Linked DNA regions of Mus musculus: region 2 is linked to region 1. The links are chromatin loops, found by intact Hi-C in ENCODE. Cell type or tissue: heart. All regions are shown on one strand.

The links. Peaks named below come from ENCODE experiments on the same cell type or tissue, not always from the same donor. Only the 100,000 strongest peaks of a DNase experiment are listed, where the experiment ranks them.
Region 2: a loop joins it to region 1, with 5 times the contacts of the local background. A loop is called at or near these places in 8 of 42 quality-filtered maps.

What each region holds. Positions count from the first base shown.
Region 1 is chr10:119,800,473-119,808,472 of GRCm38, reverse strand. All of the region lies in intron 1 of Grip1 (glutamate receptor interacting protein 1), which reads right to left. Gm51815 (a long non-coding RNA gene) reads left to right here. Exons shown (of 3, transcript XR_003949037.1): 3 at 1-8,000. Among named protein-coding and RNA genes, the nearest start is that of Gm51815, 15 kb to the left of the region's middle. In heart, a CTCF peak has its summit at 4,637 (motif pointing left); no DNase peak of the experiment used is centred here.
Region 2 is chr10:120,197,818-120,205,817 of GRCm38, reverse strand. Irak3 (interleukin-1 receptor-associated kinase 3) reads left to right here and starts at 4,221. Exons shown (of 12, transcript NM_028679.4): 1 at 4,221-4,491. The coding sequence starts at 4,359. Gm38500 (predicted gene, 38500) reads right to left here and starts at 4,228. Exons shown (of 3, transcript NR_166661.1): 1 at 3,969-4,228; 2 at 3,623-3,716; 3 at 1,650-2,870. In heart, a CTCF peak has its summit at 3,495 (motif pointing right); DNase peaks (open chromatin) are centred at 3,527 and 4,157; H3K4me3 peaks cover 1,453 bases; H3K27ac peaks cover 934 bases; H3K27me3 peaks cover 893 bases.

The DNA.
Region 1 (8,000 bases):
CTCATTGGAGTCGGGCAGCCACTGGAGGCCAGCTGAGTCTCAGAAGGAGTCCAGGACATAGCCCCCCTGCCACCCCGGATGTGATCTCACCTGATGGCCAAAGGCTGCCAGACACCTTGAGATGGTCTAAGCCACTATCTCATCCTAAAGTAGGGAGGACTAACCTGCAGGAGGCCTGCTCCAAGTGCCTCTAAAGCTAGGACAGAGTCTGTGTCAACAGCAACACAAGAGTTCTACAGGGAATCTCAGTGGCAGGAATAGAAGCAGGACACAGCCATGATCCACAGGTGAAAGAGGAAGGGAGGAGGGGCCAAAGTTGATGGTGATGACGACGATGATGACGACGATGACAACAACAACAATAAAGCTGGGGAGATGGGGGAGCTTTGAATTCTGAAAGTTACCCTATATGTCATTCTCAATGCTGTCCCCACCGCCGGCATGGCTTGGGTCTTGAGTGCTGAGGAAGGGCTAAAGTAGTTTCTCATTGAGTTCTCACAGGATTGCTTCCTGCAAAGGCCTAGGCTTAGCAAGGTAAAACCCGGAACCCAAATAAATGTATGTGTTCAAAATAGGCAGCACAAAGAGCTGACTCACTAGTGTTGTGAAGTGATTAGCAGGATGGATTGACGCACCCTCCGCTGTTCCTGGTTCCCTCGGATGCTGGTGACAATTAAGATGGCCCCCTCCACACAGTGCAGTGGTATCTGCAGTCACTGCTAGGTCATCATCAGATAGTGCAGATCTCTAGAGCTTGGTTCTCTTGGGTTTCTGCCTTCTAACCAACATTCCCTTTATCTTCCTGACTCGGAGACCTACTGGGGTGCTTCCTGCTGCTATGAGTTTGATTTTGGTGGTTGTTGTTGTTTAAATGCCACAGACGCACAGCAGGGTCGTCGAGTATTAAATCTGCCCGTTTTATTCCTTGTAAAAGTTTGAACACTGGGGATATCATAAAGATCCAAGTGTCAAAGACCTGGTCTCCTAGATGTCCATATCAAAAGTGCAGGGACTTCTATGAGGTAAGGCTTTGTGGGAGATGCTCAGGTCATTGGGTGTGTACCCTCCAATGTAGTCAGACAACACCAGTCTATTCGTCTCTCCATTCCATGACTCATGACTGAAGTGTTTCTGCTCCTATCACACACTCGTGACTTTTCCTCCCTCTGTGTTTGTCTTTCTTTATTTGAATTATCGGAGATCAAACTTAGGGTCTTCTAGATGGCATGCAAGGGCTCGTCAGCTGAGCTATACTACCTGACGCTAGTCTCAGAGCATTGGGAGCAAATGGTCACGTGCAAGAATATCCAAAGCTATAAAAGTAATGGTTTTCTTGTTGTAAATCGGTGATTATATCAGCTAAGTAATTATAGTCACAGAGAGCTTGGCCTAGTGCCCTTCAGATTCATCCATGCTGTAGTAAGTACCAGGACTCTCTTCTTTGAGGCTACTATTCCTGGTATACAGTGCATCTTCCTCATCAGATCACCCATCGATGGACACGTAGGCTGATACCATTCCCTGCCTTTCATCAATAATGCTGCAATGGACATGCCCATGACCAGTCTATCCCGATGATTTCCTTTGTCCATGTTGTTTAGATAAGGGATTACCAGATTACAAAGTAATTTGGGACCTTCTATGCTATTTTGAATAATGATACCATTTTCCATTCCTACCTACAGTGTCTAGGGTTCTCCCCCCACCCCCACCACATTCCTGTCATTCTCTGAACTAGGTTTTCGAGGGACATTCAGGAGCTTGCTTGATCCAAAGGGAATCCCAGGAGGATGAGACTTTGGGCCTGGCACAGGCTAATGAAAACCACCAGCCCTACATCCACTGCTTACAGGAAGAAACAAAACTGGTGAGCTGTGAACAGAGCCCCAAAGTAATGGCCCAATTTACCTTTGAAATATAATAAAATGTCTTTTAAGCAGGAGATTAGAGACTTTCTTGGCATAATCCACAGCACAGGACAGCTCTGGAGTAAATTTACACCCTGTCCTTCCCGCTCCCCACCCCCCTCCTTTGGTGTTCCATTATCAATCTCTCAGCGGGGCTGGGATTTCAGCAGAATTGGAAATAACAGCATTCTGCAAATCCCTGCGCGGTCCTGCTGTCCCCCCTTCTCCCCCATCACACGCGGATGCCTCTGAGCTGTTGCAGATTAAAGGTAATTCTCGGTCATTACTGGTGTCATTTATCACCCTCCCTGCGTGTTTCTTTTGTGCAAACCTTGAGGAAGCCTCACTCATTTGTGGAAGTTCAGACTCTAAGTGGAGAATGAAGCTGTGGCCTTTTTTCCTTCTTTTTCTCTTTCCTGGGCAGTACTTCTAGGTGTTTCTTAGGATACAGCCCCTTCCACTGCTGCGACGATGACAGCCAGGGCCAAGCTTGTCAGGAGACAAAAGACAAGGCCATCTATCACCATCATTTGGAAATCTCATCTAGCGAAGGATTTATGATCTGCTGGGGTTCAGAGGAGATTAAAAGAAAACAAAACAGAGGTTGAATAAAGAATGTCTGCTGGCACATGAAGACGAGAGGGATTTCAGAGGAGACCCGAGGTGATTGGCATGCAGTCAGACGTGCCACATGACCCAGGACACTGTGCCACACCGGCGTGGTCGGGGAGAGTTGGAGACTGCTAAGTGGCATGGTTGTGCCATTTGAAGAGCGGCCCACCTCCGGAACATCTGATGTGGACAGGAGAGAGGGGCATGCATACAGAACTGTGGAACCAGACTCTTATGGTCAACAAGCTATCCTATAGGCTAGACACAATGACAGCCTCGTGCCTCAGCCTTCCTGGTTTTCCATGAAGGGGTTGGTTGTTATGATCTTAATTCAAGATGTAAACCTAGAACTCCCTCCCCGTTAGAAAGTAACCAACATTCAGTAAATGCTAGGCTGGCCTCCCAAAAGCCACCAGTGACCCACTCTCATTGAACTGTCAAGAAGGGTAGAGAAGTTACCAAGACTATTTACAATAGCCTCAGTACAGGGGTGCTGCTGGAATGTGTTATTGCCACACATGTCGCCATGCCAACAGCATCTCTCTAGTCATCCTAGCCGTTCCAGAGAGCCAGGTCTTAAACTGGACGGGTGAAACCTCTGTCTTAACTGGTTATCAGACTGGTGGCTTAAGGGACACTTTGTAACCTATAAATGTACTGGTTTTGCCTGAGTGGAATTTAGAAATGACTCAGCTGCATAGCTCACTACAACTTGTGCTTCTTTTAAATGACACACACACGGGGCTTGCCTTAGAGAATTGATACAAGTTCACCTCACCTAGTGCCTACAGTTTTGTACGGTGACTCTCGGGGGGGACTGAACAACAGAACCCACCTCTTCTAAATGTGGACCAAATACGTCCCAGATTTCCCCAGTGGCTTAGCAGGCTTCTTACATCCACTGTAGCTTGTCTGAATCTTCTAGGGACTTAAGATTCTTGTCTCTTCTTATAGGTTCCCTTGGGTGATGCACCTCCCAGATACAGTTTCTTCCTCTTACAATGTAATTTGATGAGATACACCCCTCCACAGCTCCTTCTGGGACCAACACCCCCCCCCCTCCGCCCCCAGCTACCCAATGGAGCCTCTCTTAAAAATCCACCAAGTCCAGTCTCTGCTGCCCACATACTCTTGGCTATGTGGCCTTCACTGGAGGGTGGTCCACTCACCGGGGGTTGCCCTCTTGAAGAAAACTGATATGCCCCCTTTAGCAATTATTACTTCCCAATAGCTGCTGAGATGGGGGTGGGCGCTCATGCCCTCTTCTCCTCTCTAGGCTGGATTTTTGTTTTGCGTGAGCTTGTACAGACCTTGCACGTGACGCCTCAGCTGCTGTGAATCCACACGTGCAACTGCACCACGGTATCCCCAAGACACTGTTTTCCTGTCGCTAACTCCTGCTCTGATCTTCTTACAAGCTCCCTTCCCCTTTTAGTGCATCTGTCAACCCTCCCTAGAGAGAAGCTTCCCTTGGCAGTCGACAGTGATCCACACAGACACCCACAACTGCTCAAGGTACAGAGAGTCAGAGACTCTGCAGTGCTTGGTCTGAAGGAGACATCTTTGGTCTTACAACCTCTCCTCCCAAGGCACAGGCGTCCTCAGGGAAGAAGAGCTGGGAAGAACGTAAGAGTCAGATGCATATTTTAAAGCTCCAAACTGGTCCAAGGAGGCGCTCCTGCTGGTAAAATGCGCACCTGCGAGTGGCCCTACTGTGTGCAGAACTTCCAGGAGAACCACAGGTTTGCTCTAAATCTTACAAAAAATGCTTCTTGCTTTATTGGCTTCGTGAGGGACAGGGAAAGCCCATACTCGCTCTTCCTCAGGTTACAGCTATGTCAGGGAGGTACCATGAGTCATGAGTAAGTTACTCGGGTGTGGAAAATGAAAGACTCTGATTAGGAGGATGCTTGTGAACAGATGACAAATGTAGAGGGTGACGTCATTGCAGTCAAAGTCTCCATATTTACAAACATATGCACTTACTCTATCATTTCACTACCTAAACTCTCCTCACCTTTGTCACTTTTCTCACATAGAAAGCCACTTACTTATAGCTCTGGTGGCATCACTGAGAGCATTAAGGTAACATCCATTGTCAAGACACTTTACTGCCATCTGCTGGTAGAAACATGCCATTACTCACTACATACTCTGGCTAAGATGTGAATGGTACCCCATCCATCAGCTCTGATTTGGACAATGTCTGACCACTCCCAACAACCTGTGAGCTCTGAGCATCTCCACGAGGGGGAGCAGCGGAAAGCGGTTGCTACGTTGTTTTGAAGAAAGAAGTTTAAGGATAACTTTAATACTCAAAAGAGAGTGGAGTTTCTGCGAATTAATTATCTCTTTCCCCAGAGCACTTTATTCCTTTCTGTGGTTGTGAAAACCAGGCTTTGAATTCTATTCTGACCTGACTGTGCTAGAAGGGACATGGGGATGCTATGTCGTCGTAAATGTTTGATATGACTATGATTTTACTGCTCCCCATATCTGCCAGAACCAGCTTCTTCAGCCGACAGTGAAGAAAACAGAGAATGCCTACCAGCAAGGCTTGTATTACTGTCAGGGGGAATGCTTGATACAGCACAATCAACAGCGATATTAACTGCTGTTGACTCCGGAGGTGATATTAATTATTGATGCCGTTCCTGTGATCTCACGTTCTTCCCAATGTGCAGAGACATTGTTACTCTAGTTTCCCATCTTACAATCACCATTATTGAGACGTTTCTATGTCACAGAGGTAGACCAGAGTCTGAGTCTGCAACTCTGCGAACAGGTACCCTGTGGCCAAGGGCGGAGCCAGTGCCAGGCTTAAACTAGTTAAGATAGTCTGCTTTCACACTTGAACTGGGCCTGATGGCTCCCTGGACCCTTGAAGTCTTATGGAGGTCTGTTGATGATATTGTCATAATGCCATAAAGGAAATGGAAATCATAGAGTAATGACACAGAGAATGGCTTCTTGGTCCTCTATCTACATCACTGTCCTACTGACGTCATGGCGACTTCAACAGGAGAAACGCACTGGCTAAGAGAATCCGCTTCGGGAACTAGCTGAGTTGCTGACCGCAGAAGGGCACAGCGCATGTGCAGAAGACCCTTACGCGCCAGAGAGGTCTCTGCTCAAAGCACAGTGCTGACAGAGCACGCAGCCCAAGCCTTTTCTTCCTAGCATCTGTTTATACAAATTCTGACCAGGTGGCAAACTCTTCCCCTCTGCTCTCAAGCAACAGGATGCAGGACAGAGAACACCTGTTCCAAAACTGCTCTGATTAGCTGGAAGCTGGCAGGTATAGCAAGGGCTGAGGGCCACTCGGCAGGAGAGGATCCTGCTGCCTTGTCAGCCCTTGGCTCTGCTCCTGATCTTGGCTGTAGTCCCTGTCGGTGGCTAATGGGATTGATCCACGGGCATAAATCTTTAAACTCCTGCTGGCAAGTGCGACGTTATCTTATCCAAGGCCACCACAGTGTGCCACTGCTATCTAAAAGCAAATGTTTCCAACTTGAGGAAGATACTGGAGGTGCAGGTAGGGGTGTGATGCCCTCCGCTCTCACACAGCTTCCGGGGAAAGTGTGTCATTCAGGTGATTGTGCATGCACACGTGAGTGGACGTCTTTCATGATTTATGTATGCGAGTTTGCTTAGAGAAGGTAATGATAACCAAGTCAGCACGTGCTGGTTGGAGAAATAGAAGCAACACTCCCAGGGGAAACTTAGGGGAGCAATAAATAGAGGGGGAGGTGAAGAACACTGTGGGAGAGTATCCTAGACAAGGGAGTGTGTGCAGGACGGAGGAGACCGAAGCTCCATGAAGAAGGAACAACATGGGAGATTGGAGATGGGGTCTGAAGGGAAAGGACAGAGCTCAGGGAAGAAGGGACAGAAGAGCCGAAGTGGGAGGAGTGGGTGAGAAGCTGGTGTGTCGTTGAAAAGCCCCATCAGGACAGCCCACTGCAGCATGCATGCACTGGACACTCCTTAGGGTGTCTCAGCCATGGTCCCTCAACCCAACAGGCACACACATTTCGGCCGGCCCTTTTAGGTTTCTAAGGATAGAAAACTCTCACACAGAATGCTGTCATGTTAGTATCTGCTTGCTGATACTAAAGCACTGATCTAAACTTGACTCACAACAGTGATAAGAGGGAAATTCTAGATTTTGTTGTTGTTGTTGTTGTTGTTATTTACAGACATAAAAGTCAAAGGGCAGCATGAACCTAAGTCAGAGATAGAATATAGTCAGTGTGGTTAAGAAACTTAGAAAATAATTATAGAATGTTAGAGCCAAGGAAGGGATATTTGGAAGCTTGCAACCAACGGAGTTTGGTGTGTGCTCAAAACTGCTCAGGAAATGAAGGTTTCTGTGAATCTTCTAATTTCAATGGTTCTTAAATCACACTCCCTGTGATTTGAGGTTGCTCTGGGTTTTGTACAGCAACTCTGTAACTCTAAACTGAAGAGTCCACCCATTGTGAATGTGAACATGAACGTAAGTCTAATTTATTAAGCAGGTGTTATGCTCTGTGAACAGTTGTGAATGGATGGATGCAGGGATGAGCAGTATATTAAGAAAAATACAAATGGAATGACTTGACCTTTCATCATCGAGAGCAGAAGGACCGATGCTTAAAGATGTATTTATTTTTATTTTAGGCGCACAAACGATGTGCCAGCAGGAGTGTCTGTGCAGCACATGTATCCTCCGCCTATGAGACCAGAAAAGGGAAGCAGATCCCTTGGAGCTGATGTTACAGACCGTCCTGTGCTGCCACGAGGGTGCTGGGAACCAAACTCGGTCCTCTACATGAATATCAAGTACTCTTAACTGTTAAGCCATCTCTCCAAAACCCGGGACTGAAATTTAAAGGGTAGAGAAAAAAAAAAAAACCAAAAAAACCAAAAAAACAGTTTTCTCTTCCTCCTTCCCTATGTCCTATTTTCTTCGCATCAAGAGAAGGATAAAAATAGCCCTGGCCTTTTGCTGACTTCTGAGGGATGTGGGAACGGATAAATGCGTTCGGGTGTGTCAAGCTCCTGAAGTTCCTTAGGGAGAAGCCACAGGTTTTAATGTCATAATAACAAGCTACTTGTTAAGCTGTTGCTCCTCTAAACATATCATAAGTATCTTCAAACCAAGGTTGGAGCAGGTCACGTGCCCAATAGCAAACTTCTGCCAGCTCACCTGGCTCTTAGCCTGGTGCTTCTCTGGGGCTCAGTGTGGGCTAATACTGAATCTGAGTTTATTTAGGTTGAGTGGTTTGAGCTGGAGGTGTGATGTCTTCCTGCAGGGAACTGAATAGGAGCAGGGATGGCCCTGACGCCATCTTCCTCTGTCTACTAGACTCCAGGAGAGAGGGGGCGGGGTAGGGAGAGGAAAACAGTGGATATCAAGCTTTTCCAAGCTTGTAACACTTTTTTTTTTGTAGGAAGTAACACCACATTTCTCATGCATGTCTCCATGGAAAAACGTAT
Region 2 (8,000 bases), 400 kb before region 1:
GTAAACCATGCTGGCTGCAAACTCACGGCCATCTACCTAGCTCTGCCTTTCTAAGTGCTGGTTTAAAGGCTTGTGTTACCATACCCAGTTCACATCTTCTTTTAAACTTAAGGAATCTTGGTGACAATTTGGCTTTAATGGGCACAATTGTGAAAGTTTGTAAGATTGGCAGAATATTGAAAAGAGCACCCTAGCTTTTACCGTCCGAAGCAAATTCTCTCGGCGTGATTTTTTTTTTTCTCCAGTGTTCAATAAACATTAGAACACCCCACACTGGAGTCGCTAGAGTATTAAGTGTGACACTGCACAAAGTGTGACACTACACAAAGTGTGACACTACACAAAGTGTGACACTACACAAAGTGTGACACTACACAAAGCACACATAAGTTAAGGGTAACTCTTCCTCTTCACTGGCTGCCACAGGCTAGGTAGGGTTTGGTAACTAATGAGAATTTGAAGAGCTTATCAGAGGGAGGGAGGGAGGGAGGGAGGGAGGGAGGGAGGGAGGGAGGGGAGGGAGGGAGGAAGGGGAGGGAGGGAGGTAAAGAAGGGTGTGAAAAGAGAGAGAAGAATGAACATAGCCATCAAAAAATAGACCCCTGTGACATTCCACCCTCGGATGGAGAGGTCCCGGTGAGTTAACATGGATACACTTGGAGATAAGAACTCTGAGGAAACTGAGCCGGAAGAGCAGCATAGGTTTGTACATCCGTAGGCTTCAGTTCCTGTCTATAAAAAGCAGGTAGCGTTGAGACTTAGGCCAAGGAGTCCTCCTGTGGTTGTGACTGCGTGGCATAAGAAACACTGCATTTCTCCCTCTTTGCTGGAATTTCTGGAATGGCGGGATGGCCTTTTGTCTTATACCACAGTTGAATCTGCCTCCAGAGGTGATATGTGCTGAGTCCTTAGGCAGTTTGAAGAAACGTGCATGACACTCGTGCCGGAACGACTAAGAGCATGAGTAACACGTTGGAACTGTCAACCACACCCTCTTCATATTTAGTACAATCTCATGTTCTAAAACTGAATCCTGTTACTAATCCCTGGGAGGTGGGGGTGGGGGGCACTGAGGGATGACCTCATAGACCTCTCCTGGGTCTTGTGACTCATTCTAATGAATCAGAAAACTTGAAGAGTGCGATAGTTACTTAACTATCAAGTCAATACTGTCACCTGGAACCAGGATCCTGAACCTTACAATAGGAAGCTAGATGAGCACTAATTCATTGCTCTCCACTCCTTTTAAAAAAAAATAATTTTATGTGTACGGGTGTTTTGCCTACATATATGTCTGTGTACCAGGTGCATGCCCAATGTCTTTAGAAGTCAAAAGAGGCCTTCTAATTTCTTGGAAGTGGAGTTATGGATGTTGGTTTGCTGCTGTGTGATTGCTAGGAATCAAACCTGGGTCTCCTGGAGTAGCAAGCAGCTAGTGCTCTTGACCACTGAGCCATCTCTGCAGCCTTGCTCTCTCTCTCTCTCTCTCTCTCTCTCTCTCTCTCTCTCTCTCTCTCTCTCTCTCTCCTCATGGCTGAAATGTAATGGAACTGGCTGGCTGCTTCAAGTCCCTGCCGCCTTTACTTCTCCAAAATGATGGACTGTGGCCTGGAATCGTGGGCTGAAATAAACCCTTTCTCTCCCGAATCTGCTTTCATCAGGGTGTTTTTTTTTTTATTTTTTTTTTAAAGATTTATTTATTTATTACATGTAAGTACACTGTAGCTATCCTCAGATACTCCAGAAGAGGGAGTCAGATCTCATTACGGATGGTTGTAAGCCACCATGTGGTTGCTGGGATTTGAACTTCGGACTTTCGGAGGAGCAGTCGGGTGCTCTTACCCACTGAGCCATCTCACCAGCCCCATCAGGGTGTTTTAACCCAGAAACAGGAAACAAAACGGAGACCGAGGGAGCCTTACATGCATGCAAGCATACAATTGATGTCCTAGATTCCTTTGCGTTTAAAACTGGGCTACTTTAGAGCTACCGAGGTTTATCTAGCACACAGCTTGGAATCTGAAGATCGAAGATCGAGTAGCCATGTCTGGCCAGCCTCAGAATGCGACTGAGAAGTTACTTGAGAGCGTCAAGCAGCTTGCATTGAAGGGATCTTAACGCAAGAAAGAAGGCAAGCAACATACTGAGGGAGCCGAGCCCTTCTTATCACAGTCTCCCTTTGTAGAATGAAGCTCTCCTAGCTCATGACGGCATCTTTCTTCAAGCTTCGTTTTTCAATTGACAGCGACAGATAGTAATAGGACTGAGGCTGCCCAGAGGATGTGAGTGCCAATGCTGTGCAAGAAAGACTTGGGTGGCACTGAGGAGAACCGTTTGAGGGGTGCAAAGTGGCCCGATTGAGAGTAGGGTAAGAGAAAGTGATGGTGAGACTACACAACTCTATGAGGAAGAAAGATGCAGAACATTTTGTTTTGAAGGCCGAAAAATTAGTATCGTATTTAAATTGTGATGGAGATGAGCCAGGCGAGTGAAGCAAAGTTAAAATCTCAGAGACAGACAACAACGGCTGCTCGCATACCCTTCTGTTAGAAGGAAAGGGTTTTAGGATCCAGAGCCGCTAAGAAAAGATGAGACTTATCTAGGGGTCTAGATGGTTCACCTCTAGAGATGAGAAACACGTTTATTATGGCGTGGACAGGAAGCACTGAGAGTGCACGCTTGGCCACGTGGTTCCCAGCTGGTGTAGTGTAGTGTAGTGTAGTGTAGTGTAGTGTAGTGTAGTGTAGTGTAGAGGTAAGCAGCTCACAGACACTGACTTCACGGATGGATTATGTCATTGGAGGCGTGGCTTTGGAGGGTGTATCTTGCCCCCAATCTCTTTCTCCTTGCCTCATGCCGCATTAGAAGACCTGGTGATGCAAACATTTTGAGTGTTACTGTTATTGTTATAGTGAGGATATTAAACATCCTCTGACTGCCCATATACTAAAAGCTTGCTTGCCAGCCTACAGTGCTGATAGGCGACTGAACCGGAACCAGATAGGTCTTAGTGCAAATAAATCAGATCCCTTGAAGGGAATTTGGTACCCTGGCCCTGTCCCCCTTCCTCCCTCCCTCTCTCTCATTTCCTGCCGCCATGGATCACTTACGCTATGACACTTTGGCTTCTCAGAGACCTCAAAAGACATTGGGGTCAAGCAACCATGGACTGAAGTTCCGAGGTTGTGTACCAAACAACTTCTTCTTTTGAAGCTGCTCGGTGGGGGCATTTTGTCAGAAAGCTAACACAACCACACATGGCGATTTCCTGTGCAGGCACACGTCTCAGGTTGCTTTTGTCTGGTCTAGAAAGTCAAAAAGAACCCTGTATCAATCTTCTCTCCCTCTGATGCTCAGCATGGTGGCATAGAGACCCTTTTTGGGGTGTAGCCTGATAAAACCGTAGTCCTTAGAATGAGGAGACTTAAGAAGTTTTGCTCAAACAGTTCTAACTTTGCCACTGTGGGTACTGAATGCCCAGGCACCATTGCTGCTGACCGCCAGGGGGCGCCATTCCAAAGACAAGCTCAGGGGATTGAAACAGGAGTTTGTTTTTCAGTGCCTGGTTATCATAAAATCTCCCACTTCATTTTCCCACCTCCTTTGTCAGTAGTATCCGTACCGTTCCTGCGGTGGTCATTACAGCATAAACGGTAGAATATTTCAACACACCAGCCAATGTTTCCTAAACTTCATTTTGCAAACTCGTTGAAGCACTGCGAGGAAAGAAAGGGAGACTGTAGTAAAACCAAGCGGCACGACGGCAGGGGTTGCCTTCTGCAGCAAGGATGAGCAGTTTGTTTGCCCAGGTTTGGCCTGTTTGTTGTGGTTTTCTTTTTATGTCCATTTCGCCCGGCGTGTACACGTTTCCTTCCGTTTAAAGTTATTTGGCAAAAACGTGTTTCTCGGTGAGCACGCATTTCTTTCCTGACGGGACAAAGAGAAACTTTAAAAGATGTAACACAAACCTCTTAGATCCATCGTGGCCAGGAGGCCGCCCGTCCCAGAGCAGCAGAGGGGTGGCGGCTTTCCCGGATTCCAGCCGCTGTTCCCCGCCCTCATTTTCTTGGCTGGTCTCCTGGGTCATGTCCCAAGACGGGGACGGACAGAACGGTTCATAACAAAGATGACCTGGGGTGCGGCGCGCAGGGTCGCGGGACAGCGGCTAGGAGCAAGGGCAGCCCAGGTCTCGCAGGGCGCATCCCTGGGGAGCGGCTCCCTACGTCACGTGGGGCCCGCCCTGCGACGGCGTGTTGCAAGCTCCGGGCAGCCGTCGTGGAGCTGAATTTCCGCGGTTGTGAAAGGCGGTGACAGCGGCGACCTCCCTGCTTCTCTGCGTGGGGTCCCGGGACTCCGCGATGGCCGGCCGGTGCGGGGCCCGTGGCGCGCTGTCGCCACAGTTGCTGCTCTTCGACCTGCCGCCCGCACTGCTGGGAGAGCTTTGCGGGATCCTGGACAGCTGCGATGGCCCGCTCGGCTGGCGGGGCCTGGGTGAGTGCGACTCAGACCTGCCGGTCCTCCCCCGCGAGGGACTCAGCAAACCCGGGGACCTGCCACTCACTCTCCTTCCCTCTCTGACAGTGGGGTACTGCTGTATCAAGTTAGGGGATTGGGTATGTCAGATGTCAAGAAAGCATCCCGTGCTGGGAAGAGATTCTCGCTTCACTCGGTTTGCAGTGTGCGCAGCAGTATGCAAATATTACCGTATGCAGGGCATGGCTACTGGCTCTACAACCCCTACATCAGATTTTTTTAATATTATAACTTCTTTTTTGAGATGCCGCTCAGTTGCTAGAGTGCTTACCTATAGATGTATGAAGCTGCATGTTCGATTCCCTAGCTTGGAATAAAACAGACAGTGGTAGTGCCAGTCATTGAGAGGTAGAAGTAGGCAGGACAGATGCTCAAGAGCATCCTCTCCTTGTAGAGAGTTCCTAGCTGGCTTGGGAAACATGAGACGCCATCTCAAAAACAAAAAGCAAACTTACTTTCTTTTCTTTCCTTTCTTTCTTTCTTTCTTTCTTTCTTTCTTTCTTCCTTCCTTCCTTCCTTCCTTCCTTCCTTCCTTTCTTTCTTTCTTTCTTTCTTTCTTTCTTTCTTTCTTTCTTTCTTTCTTTCTTTCTTTCTTTCTTTTCTCCTTTCCTTCTTCCTTCCTTCCTTCCTTCCTTCCTTCCTTCCTTCCTTTCTTTTAGAACTTTAAGATATCTATTCTTTGGTGTTTTTTGTGTGTGTATCCCACACTCCTCCCGCATCTAGAAGACAAATTCCAGGAACCAGTTCTCTCCTTCCACCACGGGATCCTGGGACAGAACTCAGATGGCATGCATAACCCACTTCGCTGTTTCCAATAAGTCTCCAATAATCTATAAGGGAAATGCTGTTTGCGGTGGATGTGATTTCCACTTTTCTTTCTTTCTTTCTTCCTTTCTCTCTCTCTCTCTCTCTCTCTCTCTCTCTCTCTCTCTCTCTCTCTCTTTCTTTCTTTCTTTTTAAGATTTATTTATTATATGTAAGTACACTGTAGCTGCCTTCAGACACTCCAGAAGAGGGCACCAGATCTCGTTACGGATGGTTGTGAGCCACCATGTGGTTGCTGGGAATTGAAGTCAGGACCTTCCGAAGAGCAGTCAGTGCTCTTTAACCACTGAGCCATCTCTCCAGCCCCGATTTCCACTTTTCTTAATTAAATGTTTTTTGCTTATTTGCCAAATCTACTGCAATAAAATTGTAAAGAAAGCCTCTTCATATTAATCTCAAAAGTTATCTTCAAATATCCATTTTATGCAGATTTGGTAAACTGAGCAACTACATATTGTAAAGTGGTGATATAGTAACAAAAAAGCTCAGCCGGGCATGGTGGCGCACGCCTTTAATCCCAGCACTTGGGAGGCAGAGGCAGGCGGATTTCTGAGTTCAAGGTCAGCCTGGTCTACAGAGTGAGTTCCAGGACAGCCATGGTTACACAGAGAAACCCTGTCTCGAAAAACAAACAAACAAACAAACAAACAAAAAGCTCAGGCAAAGTCTATGCTTTGTTAAATACAAGTGTTCTCTTTGGAGTTAGATGATAACTCATGCTGTTGTAGTTAATGTTACTTGAAAATACACATGAGTATTTTAAAGCAGCTTTATCTAAAATAGTGGTTTTTTTCCTTTGTGGTTGGCAAACAATATGCTTATAATTTCTGAAACTGTAACAGTTATGTAAAAATGGTTTGGAGAATGGGCTTAGGGTAATTGTTCAGTCATAGACTGCTTTCTTCAAATGAGGAAAGTCCTTGGCTCCATCCTTGGCTCCTAAACAATTTCTTCAGTGAACATCTCAGAAAAGGCTACTTGGAATCAAGTCTTCCCGACTTCAGGAAGACGAAGCTGTTTCCATTTCCAGCCTTCATTTGAGAGAGAAGATTCCTCTCCTATCAGATTGTTCCCTATTCAAGCTAGATCATGGCATAGTGAGTATTTGCGTATATAGACTTACTAAAATTACTGCATTTTTTAATACATCTTTTTTATTGGATATTTTCTTTATTTACATTTCAAATGTTATACTCTTTCCCGGTCCCTGCCCCCCCGAACCCCTTTTCCTCTCCTCCCTCCCCCTGCTTCTATGAGGGTGTTCCTCCACCCACCCACCCACTTCTGCCTCCCCATCCTCAATTCCCCTACACTGGGGCATCTATAGAACCTTCATAGAACCAAGGACCTCTCCTCCCATTGATGCCTGACAAGGCCATCCTCTGCTACATATGCAGCTGGAGCTATGTGTACTCCTTGGTTGGTGGTTTAGTTCCTGGAAGCTCTGGGGCTGGGGAGGGGGAGTCTGGTTGGTTGATATTGTTGTTCTTCCTATGGGGTTGCAAACCCCTTCAGCTCCTTCAGTCCTTTCTCTAACTCCTCCATTGGGGACCCTGTGCTCAGTCCAATGGTTGGCTGTGAGCATCCACCTGTGTATTTGTAAGGCTACTGCGTTTTCAAGAACAATATTTTTGGTACAGTGCTCAAGTGCGGATGGGGCCAGGTCATGTCATAGATGAATGAAGCCAGTGGGTGTGGGTCATGAATTCGGAAGAGCATGCGTCCTATTTAAAGGGAGCTATCAGCACATCAGGACCTGGTCCCTGCTGCCTGTCAGGAAGCCCAGCTCCAATAACTGGCTTCTTTTCTCTCACCTCCTGTCTTTCTCAATAGCACTAAATTACAAATACTTATGCCTCATAACCTGCCTCCTACACACACACACACACACACACACACACACACACACACACACACACTTGTGAGTCAGATGTTGAAATCATTGCAAGTGATTCTACAGATAAGGACACTGGGCTACAAATTGTTTAAGTAATTTGCAGTTCATACAGTAGGAAGTGGCAGAGCCGGGACTTGAACTAAGTCTGTATCCAAGCATCATGCTTTGAACTACAAGTCACACTGCATACTTCCCCCAACTGCTATATTGCTTTCCTGGTGCATCTCACAGGCCCCTAAGACTGTAGCATTTCTGGCTTGAAAAAAACCAATTCAGTGTGCTGTTTATATACACAACTCTATTTTGCCCTTGTGGAAATAAACGAAGATACTCTATGCAAGTACAAGCCAGGGATATCTAGGTGGTCTGTGCAGCTAGGTGGGAGATTTTAAATTTGGGAGATAAAAATGGAGGCTTTACAACTAAGTGGGAGATTTTAGGCGTACATAGTTGGCTGTCTCTAGTTGGAGTAAAATTCTAGGCACCTATGGGTTCCAATTCAAGTCTTGGCAGTATAGGACAAATGGCTGCAGGCTCCCTGGACTCACTGTCACAGGTAATTTTGGGATGCTTACTGGAGATAGCAGGTTGATTTCTTAGGCTCGAATTGATGCATGCTGTGGACCAAAACTCTCTCTCTATGGAGTATGGATATAATGCGTTTGCATAGTGATTCTCCTGGGGCAAGCTCTACCGTGTTTACTCTTGATGTAGCTGTAACTGCCTGGGCAAGTGAGTGGCGCCC